Linked DNA regions of Homo sapiens: regions 1 and 3 are each linked to region 2. Evidence: chromatin contacts called from ENCODE Hi-C or POLR2A ChIA-PET data. All regions are on one chromosome and are shown on one strand. The core of a region is the stretch at or near the end of the contact, and the rest is flanking DNA. Distances in the headings are between cores, read along the strand shown. Region 1 overlaps NDUFA12 (NADH:ubiquinone oxidoreductase subunit A12). Region 2 holds the start of SOCS2 (suppressor of cytokine signaling 2). Region 3 overlaps LOC105369917 (a long non-coding RNA gene).

Region 1 (3,786 bases), core at 714-3,213, 1.4 Mb before region 2:
GCTTCAAAATGTTCATCTAACATTGGTGCTCAGGGGCCACATTTTGGGAGATGAGGGGTAGGGGTGTGATTTCAATTATGTGCGATTAATTATGTTTAAAATTATAAAATAGTAAAAACCTGAAAAGCTAAAAGTTCTATTCAGTGGAGCAAGTCCTTTTATTTGATCTGAGACCACATGAAAATGAAGCTAAGAGCTGTAGAAGATCACTCCAGCAGGTGCCTAAGGGCAAGTGAGGATTCAAAGCTGCATTTCTTTGTGGAGAGGAGCCTCCTAAGGTCTGAGTACCTTTGATGACCCTTATTTGTATGGGAAGCTTCACGGCTTGTGATGAATCTTTTTAGGGAGAAATGGTGTTGAACAAGCTTAGCTGTTTGTTTCTCAAACCCCTCTTTGTTGACCGTGACACACTGTGGAATTCTAAATCTGTGGATTCTTACCTTTGATTCATGAATAAATTTGATGTTGGGTTGATATATCTCTAATTAGAGAGCTAGGTATTATCACGTGTAGAGAGTAATTGTACAGATACAATTTATCATCCCTATTCAAATAACTATTTAGTACCTACCAGGTGCCAAGAACCTGGGGTAAAGCAGTGAATAAAACAAGGTCCTTGTTTTCATAGGGGAAGGCAGAAAAACATCCTTTATATAATTGTGGTAATGAAAAATGCAAGGAAGATAATATGAAGCTGGGCCTCATGGGAATCAAGAGCAATGGAAGGGTCAGGTGGCTGTTTTATACAGCAGTTAGAGAAAGCTTCTTTGAGAAAGTGACATTTGAGGAAAGACGTAGAAGCGGGGAGAAAGCGTTCCAGGCAGAGGGAACCACAGGTGCAAAGCCTGTATGTTTGAGATGTATTGCTTGGTCTGTTCAAAGAACAGCAGTATGGCCAGTTTGGCTGGAATGGAATGAGTGAGGGGAAGATGTTAAGAAACGAGGTAGGAGAAATAGCTAGGGCCCAAATCATGTAGATGTTGTAAGATGAAAGGTTCTTGTATCGGCTCGAACCCTGAGAGTGCATCAGCAGACAACATGGCAGTGTGGAGCAACACACTGTTTTAATGAGCGCCTGGGTGCAGGTGGGCTGATGCCTAAAATGGCGTTAGCACCAAATGAGGATGGGGCAGGGGTTTTATAGTCTCCTGTAAACAGGAAGTGTCTCAGTCTGATGTAACTGCTACATAGTACCTGGACGGCCTGCCCCTCAATCTTCAAGGGGGTATGTGTCTTTCGGCCAGCTCTCTTCCTGCTTCTGCTGTCTTGCTGACCCACGCTGCTGGCCCAAGCTTGGGACTGGGCCTGAGAAGGGAGGAGTTATTCATCTCTTCAAGCTTTCAGGCCTCAGGGAGAATCTTTCAGTAAGCCATGGTACATACTTCGGCTTTTTGTCTGAATTTATTTGGAAGTCACTGGAAGGTAAGATAGGGTGTGATCTGATTTACAGTTTTTTAACATTTGGAATAATCCCGAACTTTCAGAATCATTACTAATATTTTAATAAAAGTAAGTTGCCAAATTGATGCCCCATCACTCCTGAATACTTTAGTGTGTACGTCTTGCAAACAAGAACATTGTCCTACATAACCACAATATGACCATAAATATCAGGAAAGTAACAAAGATACACTATGAAAGGGAGGCAAAATTTTACCCTTATCCTCTTAGGGCTTTTTGGTTGGGCTTGAGAATTAAAGACATGTTAACAGGAGAAAAGCATACAAATTTATTTAATATAAGAGTTCCGTGATGTGGAGCCCTCATAAGGGATGAAGACCCAAAGATGCAGTTCATGTTGAACACTTAGATACTGAATTGGACAAGGAGTAGAACACTGAAAATGAGAAGACAAAGGGACTTGGGCTTGAGTAGGTTAATTGGGTGGAGAAGTGACTAAGAAGATAAAAGTTAATTTAACAACGTTTGTGCAGATTTCCCTTGACCTCAATTTCCTGTCCTTGATGTAGAATGATAGTTTCCTTCTGGTATAGGGAGGATATCTTTGATGTGGGAATTTTTTCTCCTGCTTTCAGAAAGAAAAAGGCCATATTATTCTTGTGCCTGCTGTTTTTCTTTACCTTTTTTTTTTTTTTTTTTTTTTTTTGAGACAATGTCCTGCCCTGTCACCCAGGCTGGAGTGCAGTGGTACAGTCTGCAGCCTCGACCTCCTGGGCTCAAATGATCCTCCTATCTCAGCCTCCCAAGTAGGTGGGATTACAGGCATGTGCCACTACACCTGGCGAATTTTTGTATTTTAAGTAGAGACGGGGTTTCATCATGTTGGCCAGGCTGGTCTTGAACTCCTGGCCTCAAGTGATCTGCCTACCTTGGCCTCCCAAAGTGCTGAGATTACAGGCATGAGCCACCACACCCAGCCGTGCCTGCTGTTGTTCAAGTGCCTTTAACTCAGCATAGTCCATATGCCAGAGCTGCATATTTTGGAGCAGCGTGTTCTGAACTTCAGCCACTCAGGTTTCGTCAGTTGTCCCAACAGTGTCCTTTATAGAGAGATCCAATCACACATTTCATATGGATCTCAAGTTCTTTAGTCTCCTTCACACTTGATTGGTTCCTCAACTTTTCTGTGATTTTCATGACCTTGACGCTTTTGAAAATTACTTGACAGTTATATTGTTGAAGGTCCCTCAGTGAGTTTGTTGAATGTTTCCTCATGACTAGGTTCAGGCTATGCTTCTGTGACATTCCTGTCACTGAAGCCATGTTTTTCTTGTTGCACTCTATTAAGTAGCAGCTGATTTGTTTTTGTCCTATTATTAATGAAAACCTCTATCACGTGATTAAGGGGTCTGCCGGTTTTCTCCATTCTAAAGTTACTAATTTTCCCTTTGAAATTAATTAGCATTTTGTGGGGAGACACTTTGAGGTTATGTAAGTATCCCCTTACTCATCAAAGCTTTAATTCATTATTTGTATCTGTATCAACTCCTATTTTAATCAATGGGTTATAATCCATTGCTTTAAATGGTTCTTTTATTGTTCAAATTGGGCTCAATTTGACTAGTTGGAACCCATTCAAGCTGCATTTGGAGTTCTTTGGAGGTTTTTAGAGGGGAGGGGTTCTCAGTTTTTAAAAATATTTTATTTGAGATAGGGTCTCACTCTGTCGCCCAGGCTGAGTGCACTGGTGCTTTCACAGCTCACTCCAGCCTCAACCTCCTGGGCTTAAGCCATCCTCCTGCCTCAGCCTCCCAAGTAGCTGGGACTACAGGGGTGCATCACCACAACCTGCTGGTTTTTTTTTAGGAGATAGGGGTCTCACAGTGTTGCCCAGGCTAAAATTTTATTTTTAATTGACAAATAATAATTGTATATATTTGTGGGGTACAATATGATGTTTTGATACATGTTTACATTGTGGAATGATTAAATCAAGCCAATTAGTAAATCAATTACCTCACATACTTATCATTTTTTTGTGGTAAAAACACTTAAAATTATTTTAGCAATTTCCAAATATACAGTGAATTATTATTTATTACAGTCACCATTCTGTGCAGTAGAGCACTAAAGCTTAGTCCTCCTAACTGAAATTTTGTACTCTTTTATCAACATCTCCTCTTTCTTATACTCTCCACTCCTCCTGCCCGTGGTAACCACCATTCTACTCTGCTTGTTTTTCTTTTTTTTTCTTTTGAAGACAGGGTCTTGTTCTGTCTCCCAGGCTGGAGTTCAGTGGCACATTAATAGCCCACTACAGCTTCAATATGCTGTGCTCAAGCGATCTTCCCAACTCAGCCTCCTGAGTAGCTGAGACTAGCTTAT
Region 2 (3,810 bases), core at 1,272-3,771:
AAAAAAAGAGAAACATTTATACCTGGAATTTATATTCTTCCAAGTAATCTTTTAGTCTTGTTGGTAAAGGCAGTCCCCAGATGGCACCGGTACATTTGTTAATGGTGAGCCTACAGAGATGCTGCAGAGATGGTGCTGACGTGTAGAGCGGTTTGGTCAGATAAAGGTGAACAGTGCCGTTCCGGGGGGCTTCTGGACCTGTCCGCTTATCCTTGCACATCTGAACATAGTAGTCGATCAGATGAACCACACTGTCAAATTGTTTAAGCTTGGATTTGACACATATGATAGAGTCCAATCTGAATTTTCCGTCTTGGTATTCGATTCGAAGATTAGTTGGTCCAGCTGATGTTTTAACAGATATTGTTAGTAGGTAGTCTGAATGCGAGCTATCTCTAATCAAGAAAGTTCCTTCTGGTGCCTCTTTTAATTTCTCTTTGGCTTCATTAACAGTCATACTTCCCCAGTACCATCCTGGGGTTTTTGTTCAAAAAGAAAAAGAAAAGAGGGTAAAACAGTTATTATAAGAATTCTTAGAACAGAGCAAGTAATTGGCAATAATTTTTTTAGCTCTAAAAAAGAAAAAAAAAAAAGGTGGTGTGTGAGCGAAAGTTTACCGGGCCACCACAAATACTTTCAGTAGGAATTTAATAAAAATTTGGGTCCATTTTATGAACACAAACGGCGAGCCAGTTTTCTTTCTTTTTTAAAAAATCAACTTTCTGAAGCTCTTCTTAAGATTTTCTTCTAATGAACCAAAAGAACATCTGCAGCATGACACACTGGCTGATGAAGCATGACACTTTTAACATTATTTAAGTAAAATAAAGATTTAGGTAAATTAGAAAAAAATCAGAAGTTAGAAATAAAAGCCATGCCCTTTAAAAAGTGGAAAACCCAACTCCTGTAATTGAACTACAGTAAAAACAGAAGCAACTTTTTTGGATGGTTGGTGTGCCCCCCACCAAAAAAAAAAAAAAAAAAAAAAAAAGAATCTGCAAAGCCTGCTATGAACAGCCTTCTATGTAGAAAGCACTGCTATGTACTTGTTGTAAAAGCACAGCTCTAGTACAATAGCTTCTGTTCGCTGCTTTATGACTACCTTACCAGTCACTAAGAAATGGGAATTCCCAAGTGATAATTACTACTTCAAGTTTACAATCTTCCCTAAACTCTTTTGAACTTTGCCCTAATCCAAACCCAATCACAACCATCCATCTCCCCTGCATTCTTGATTTCATCTGCCTGCACCATCTCCCCGGCCCACTCTGCTTTCTAAGAAGGCTCAGAGACCGTCCGTATTTAAGAAGTCTGAACATTTGTGCTCCCCCCACCCCCACAATTACCGGGATACTTGCAATCTGCCGGTGCCTCCCCGGGAGGGAAAGCCCGTGGCCCACACGGAAAGACCGGAATCGCAAGCGAGAGAACTTTTCCCTCTCCCTCCCCCTGTTGCTACCAAAATTTCAACTGTGCCACAACTGTAAGCTTTTAGGATACGGATTTGGAAAGCCAGAATGATTTGCCAGATACTTTACTTTTTTTCTTTTTTCTTTTTTCAGATGCCTAGAGACAGCGTGCCGCGCGAATTGCCTGACTGTACTTGAAAGCGGCAGTACCCTGGGCGCGCCGACCATGGAAGCCGCGCTCGGCGGGGGCTTCGCAGCCTACTCTCGACGCCCGGGCAGCCGCCCTCGCGGCAGTGTCAGTCCCTGAACTTGGCCGCCAAGATCCTGGGCTGCAGCCGCAGCTCCGCCCGGGAGCCAGATGCTGCTGGGCCTGCGGGGCCCGCGGCACCGACTTGCTGATTGCACCCCGTGCAAAGGGAGGCGCCCGACGCTTTCCCCGGCCGGGGTTCGAGCCCGGGAGCCTAACCCTGAGCAGCTGCGGAAAACAGTAAATCTTCCAGCGTGCTAAGAAGCTATTTCCAAGAAGCTCTTCCCGCGCTCTGCGCTCCGCCAGGCCTGAGTCCCTGGAGAACCACTTTCCTTACGCATTCCCAAGGACCCAGGACCCTGCGAGCGTGCTCTCCGCGGTCCCTTGGAAGCAAGGGACGTATTTCCATCTTATTCTTTGCTTCCCACCTCGACCCCGCTTCCTAGCTGCTTCCTTGGGGAGGCGCTCCCTCCCGCACGCGTCGCGGCCGATCGGCTCCCTACCTGTCTGACCGAGCTCCCGCAGGGCCTTCGCCAGACGCGCCGCCTGCGGGGATGGCTCCTCCGCCGACCCCGCGGTCCCCCACTGGCTCCGCGTCCCTTCCCCGCCATTCCCGGAGGGCTCAAGGCACCGCAGGGTCATGAGAGAAGGGTCACCGCGGCAAAGACAGGTGGCCGCCCGAGCTGGGGTCAGAGAAGGGTTCGCGTCCTTCCTTGAAGTCAGTGCGAATCCCAAAACGAGTCCCTGCGGGGTGTCCGAAATGGTGGCAGAGAGAGAAGGGATGGGGCTCTTTCTCCCCAGATCCTGGAGGACGGATGACAAAGTCCCTCGCAGCCGCGGTCACCCACTGATCGCCTACAAAGAGAAAGCGGGAGGTTGGGTCAGTCCAAACTGGACCCCTGCGGCTGGGGTGGGGGTGGGGAAATAGACGTGGAAAATCCCAGGGACTCCTCCGCCTCTACGTTCCTGCACCATTTAACCCCAAGCTTCCAGTTAGCGCCCTGGCCCAGCTCTAGAGAAAAGATAAAGAGAGCAGAGATCCAAGATAAAGTTGGCTGAAGAGGTGGGGGGCGGAGGTCAGGAGGAGGGTGAACAGGGTGTCTTCCCGCCCAGGGTCACTAGCTGAAATCAAAGACTGGCGACCTAGGAAGAGCAAATAGTCACCTGCAGATCCAGTGGGAATAGGCCCTTGTCAAGGACAAGTAGAAAAAATTAAAAAGGAAAGAACAGGAGAGATTCCCCAAATTGGCATTCCGGTCTCACACCTGGCGCAGCCCGAGGGCCCCCAGGAAGAAGCACCCACACAAACTTGGTTCTCCGCCCTAAAGCGCTGCGGGGCCCCGAGGCACCAACCCGGGGTGCGGAGGTGCGGGAGCTGCCGCATCTCCGCCCGGGAGGCTCCTCGCTCCCCTCCCCCCGCTTCCTGGTGCCCGCTCTGGCGGGGTTGGGGGTGCCGCGGCGGTCGCTCCCGGACCAGGATGGCTGCGGTGGTTCTCGCCGCCGCGGGCGCTGTCGAGGAATCGGCCCGAGCGCGCAGCCCTCGCGGGGCTCCGAGGCGAGGCCGGGGCCGAGCGGGCGGTCGCGAGCGCTGCGGAAAATGCAAACCACCAACGCCGCGCTCTTACCTCGACCTCGGCCGCGGCCGCCGCCGCCGCCTCCGCACCAGGCAGCCTCCTCAGCGGACATGGGGCGGGGGGGTGGGGGGAAAAGGGGAGGTGGGAGGGGCCCGGGAGAGGAGGGGCGTCTGCCCTTGTTTCCCCCGTTAACGTTTAATTTGGGAACGAGATGCCCGGGGATGCAACCAGCCCCGCGCTCGGAGGCGGCGGTCGGAGTTCCGTGCGCAGAGGGCACACAAAAGCCTCGAGGATCATTGCCTCGACCCCATCCCCCACCGCGCGGCGACGCCCCCTACGGGCTGGGACACCTCCACTCTCGGACTGCTGCCGGGTTTCCCTCCGGCTGCGACCCTGGAGGTGGGAAGGAGAGAGGGAGGGAGGGAGGAAGGAGCGAGGGCGGGAGGCAGGCCGGTGGGGAGGAGCGGGAGATCAGGTTATTAGGAGGATTATTAATTTGAATGGCAGTTTAGGGGAAATAAAAAAAAGAAACTCCAGACACTTCCAGACGCCGAGAAGGGGCTGGAGAAAGCAGGCAGCA
Region 3 (3,649 bases), core at 347-2,846, 1.8 Mb before region 2:
GCTAGTGGACACATGGTTTCTTTTTGGGGTGATAAAAAATGTTCTAAAATTGATTATCATGATTGTTGCACAACTCTGTAAATATTCTAGAAACCATTGAACTCTATACTTTAAATGGTGACTAGTATGATGTGAGAACTATATTTCAGTAAAGCTATTATATAAAAAAGGGAGGTATTTTTAAAAACTACTGTTGTTCACACGTGTAATCCCAGAACTTTGGGAGGCCGAAGTGGGCGGATCACCTGAGGTCAGGAGTTAGAGACCACCCTGGCCGACATGGTGAAACCCCATCTCTACTAAAAACACAAAATTAGCTGGCCATGGTGGTGCATGCCTGTAATCCCAGCTATATGGGAGGCTGAGGCAAGAGAGTCACTTGAACCTGGGAAGTGGAGGTTGCAGTGAACCGAGATCACACCATTGCACTCCAGCCTGGGCAACAAGAGCAAAACTCCGTCTCAAAAAATAAATAAATAAATAAATATAAATAAATGTATTTAAAAAATAAAGAGAGACACAGCTCAATAAATTAATATATAATTTGCTGTCTTGTATTGCATGATTAAAGTAGGTGTCATTATTTCCCTTTCACCTAATAAGAAAATTGGACCTGCACTTGGTATTTCTTGTTCACTCCAATTTTATGAAATTTAAAAGAATTATCATTCCAGGAATACTAAATTAAAAATAAAAGCTATACATGAAAAAATTAATAGGTAGTGGTTGATGCAAGAGTTGAGCAACATGATTCCTGAGATGTCCTTTATGACTAATTGACAGTCTTAGAGAATTAGAAGTCAACAACGTTAAAATGGAAATAAAAATACATCACAAATCTTCACTTTCTAGGCAGAAGCTAGAATGTTCAGTGCCCTGATCAGACTTTTCCCAACAGTTAAATTTGCACTGGGAAATTGTTCCCTTTATTTGACACATAAAATTAAATGCCCAAGATGAGAATTATATCTGTGAAATAAACAGGAGATGAAAAAATTTTCTCCACTCGCCCCTCCGGGGTGGTTGCCTTCCTCATCCTCCCCCTGTCTTCTTTGATAATAGCATCTAAGCAGATAAATGCAACACCATCTGCTGATGGTATTTTGGGAACTTCACACAAGTCCAAAACACTAAGCCAAAACGCTAAGTCCTGCCCCTGTGTAATGTTATCCGAGCCTCATAGCCCATTTCTTGGCAGAGAGTAATGTCTACTTTCAGCAGAACTGAAGACTCTGAAAGAGACAAGGCAAAACAAAAAGAAAGCTGCCTTTAAAGGGATTTCAGTATTTCACTATTAACGATCTTTTAAAAGAATCCTCCTTTTGGGCATCTGCCCTCCCACCAAAGGGGGTCTTGGTGAGAAGGCTCAGCAGCCCATGCAGTTAGGAAGAGGAATAAAAGAGGGGTGTGGAGTGAGACCCCTGTTACTGGGATTCAGCGGATAGGGAAACACCGTGTGGACAGGAAGACAGCTGCTTTAGCCAAAGCTCCTACCGAAATGCACGGTGGATGGGTAAGGTCTTTCCTGAGGCTTCTGGCAGGAACGAGAACAGCTGAAGGCTAGACCGCTCAGGGTGAGTGAAAGGGTAGGCTGTTCAAGAAAGGAATGTACTCTAGGTGGCCAAGACTTGGCACTGCTGTTTCTGCTCTTTTTTTTTTTCCACTGGCTAGGTCGCTTTGCTCCTCCAGCCCAGCTTGCAGGCTCCTTGGTTAAGCCCAAAGTGCTCCTTTTATACTATGAACTATTCTCATCCTTCTGGTAGAGGGTGAGCCTATCAAACTTTATATTAGGCTGCAGGTAGTTTATTAACTAACCTCTCTCAGCCTCTGTTTTCTCGTCTATGAAATGGGACTCATAATACCTATAGATGGGATTGTGAGGACTTAATCATGAAAGCCAACATTTTTATAGAACTTACAAGGTGCCTGGCTCTGAAGTGTTTTACACGTATTAACTCATTTAGCTCTCACAACAGCCCTATGAGGTAGGTGCTATTGTTATCATCACTTTTAAGGCAAGGAAACTGAGCCACAGAAAGGTTGAGAAATATGTCCAAGTCAGGCCGAGCATAGTGGTTCATGCCTCTAATCCTAGCACTTCGGGAGGGTGAGGCAGGAGGATCACTTGACCCCAGGAGTTCAAGACCAGCCTGGGAAACATAGTGAGAGCGTCTCTGTAAAAAATAAACAAAATTAGCCAAGCATGGTGGCATGCCCCTGTAGTCCCAAATACTCAGGAGGCTGAGGCAGGAGGGTCACCTTAGCTTGATCATGCCACTGCACTCCAGCTTGGGCAACAGATCAAGAAAAAAAAAAAAAAGGAAGGAAGGAAAGGAGGGAGGAAGGAAGGAGGGAAAGAAAGAGAAAGAAAGAAAAAGAAAGAGAGAGAGAGAGAAAGAAAGAAAGAAAGAAAGAAAGAAAGAAAGAAAGAAAGAAAGAAAGAAAGAAAGAAAAAGAAAAAAAGAGAAAGAAAGAAAGAGAAAGAAAGAAGAGAAGAGAATGGAGGGAAATCCAAATCTACAAAAATAGGATGTGGCAGACTGCCATGGTTACTACTTGAGACCATCACTACGACAGTTACTACTGTTACTACTTGAGACCATCATTACGAGACCGAACGAAGGGGGACGAACGTAGAAATGAAAACTTAAGACAAAAGAAACTGTTTTAAAGGAAGGGGCCAGGGGAAGAAGAAAAGGGCTCCCTGCTTCTAGTGAGCAAAGGCAGCAGCCACCCTGAGTTTCTACAGCCCTTCGTATTTATTGGGTAGCAAGAGCAGGGAGGAGCGGGTAACGACTGGTCAGCTGCTTAATTGATCACAGGTTCACATTATTGGTAACAGGCTTCAGATGCGCCTAATCACAAGAAACACTGTGCTTGGGGCTTGACTGCCCTCAGCGTTCCTTCTGGGCAGCAGACGCAGTTTGTCAGTTTGCCAACATCCTGCTTTCATGAGAACAGTTTGCTGTTTACTCATACAGCCTCCAGTGGTATACTGAGTTGATCACAACCCTCACTCAGCCTTCAACAATAGCACACAGACGAACCAGATTCAATATCATACCAGTCTGGCCGTATAGGGTTTGGAACCATTAAGCAACACTACCTACTAAAAGCCTGTAGTTAAGGCTCTCATACAACACTCAGAGCTTAGTAGGCGCTATAATAAATGTTGTCTATCAAAATAATTATTACCTCAAGACAGAAAATGTCCTAAGTGTAGAGAGAGAACTGCAATCAGGGCATCCCTGGAATGCCTAAACAGTGTCCTGCGTCTAATAATTATTCAAAATATATTGGCTTAACAATCCATTTTGTCAACATGATTCAACAGACTTTCTTTAAGCTTCTTCTCTGTGCCAGGGGCTCTGCCCAAAAGACAGAAGGCCCAAAGATGATTTGGACAAGGACTCATAGTGTGATGCTACTGATCTGAAACTAATAAAATGCTTGGCTGCATTCACAGACCAAGAGAGTATAGTGGAGATAACATCAACACATTCCTCTCATTCACCACCCAAATCCCATCCATCCAAACCCTAGATGGTTCTTGAATCCATACCTGGGTCTCCGTCTTTCTCACCTGTACTCGCATCCAAGCTGCCATCTTCCCTGGACCACTCAGCTAGTCATGACCTCTTAACTGGTC

What was found. Hi-C counts contacts between places; a loop is a spot of excess contacts on that map. ChIA-PET counts read pairs that join two places held with the same protein, here RNA polymerase II (POLR2A). Pooled maps may share reads with other maps.
Region 1: a pooled map shows a loop between it and region 2 (10-fold over the local background). The contact joins the enhancer-like site here to the promoter of SOCS2 in region 2. A Hi-C loop is called at or near these places in 3 of 50 pooled maps.
Region 3: POLR2A ChIA-PET joins it to region 2 with 12 read pairs in Panc1. The contact joins the enhancer-like site here to the promoter of SOCS2 in region 2. POLR2A ChIA-PET finds 5 or more read pairs at or near these places in 2 of 52 experiments (Panc1 and activated T-cell).

The regions. Positions count from the first base shown.
Region 1 is chr12:94,986,113-94,989,898 of GRCh38, reverse strand. The region is part of intron 3 of NDUFA12 (NADH:ubiquinone oxidoreductase subunit A12); the gene reads left to right. Among named protein-coding and RNA genes, the nearest start is that of NDUFA12, 16 kb to the left of the region's middle. RefSeq lists an enhancer at 27-538. Within about 2 kb of position 1,963, at least 2 of the 41 ENCODE cell types and tissues checked have a DNase peak (open chromatin) inside an H3K27ac peak, as active enhancers do.
Region 2 is chr12:93,571,386-93,575,195 of GRCh38, reverse strand. SOCS2 (suppressor of cytokine signaling 2) reads right to left here and starts at 2,521. Exons shown (of 2, transcript NM_001270471.2): 1 at 2,160-2,521; 2 at 1-474. The coding sequence starts at 2,298. The coding sequence ends at 17. It overlaps SOCS2-AS1 (SOCS2 antisense RNA 1), which reads left to right and starts at 3,798. Exons shown (of 4, transcript NR_038263.1): 1 at 3,798-3,810. RefSeq lists an enhancer at 1,718-1,857 and silencers at 3,075-3,384, 3,395-3,444, 3,805-3,810.
Region 3 is chr12:95,383,363-95,387,011 of GRCh38, reverse strand. The region is part of intron 4 of LOC105369917 (a long non-coding RNA gene); the gene reads left to right. Among named protein-coding and RNA genes, the nearest start is that of MIR3685, 75 kb to the right of the region's middle. Within about 2 kb of position 1,596, at least 15 of the 41 ENCODE cell types and tissues checked have a DNase peak (open chromatin) inside an H3K27ac peak, as active enhancers do.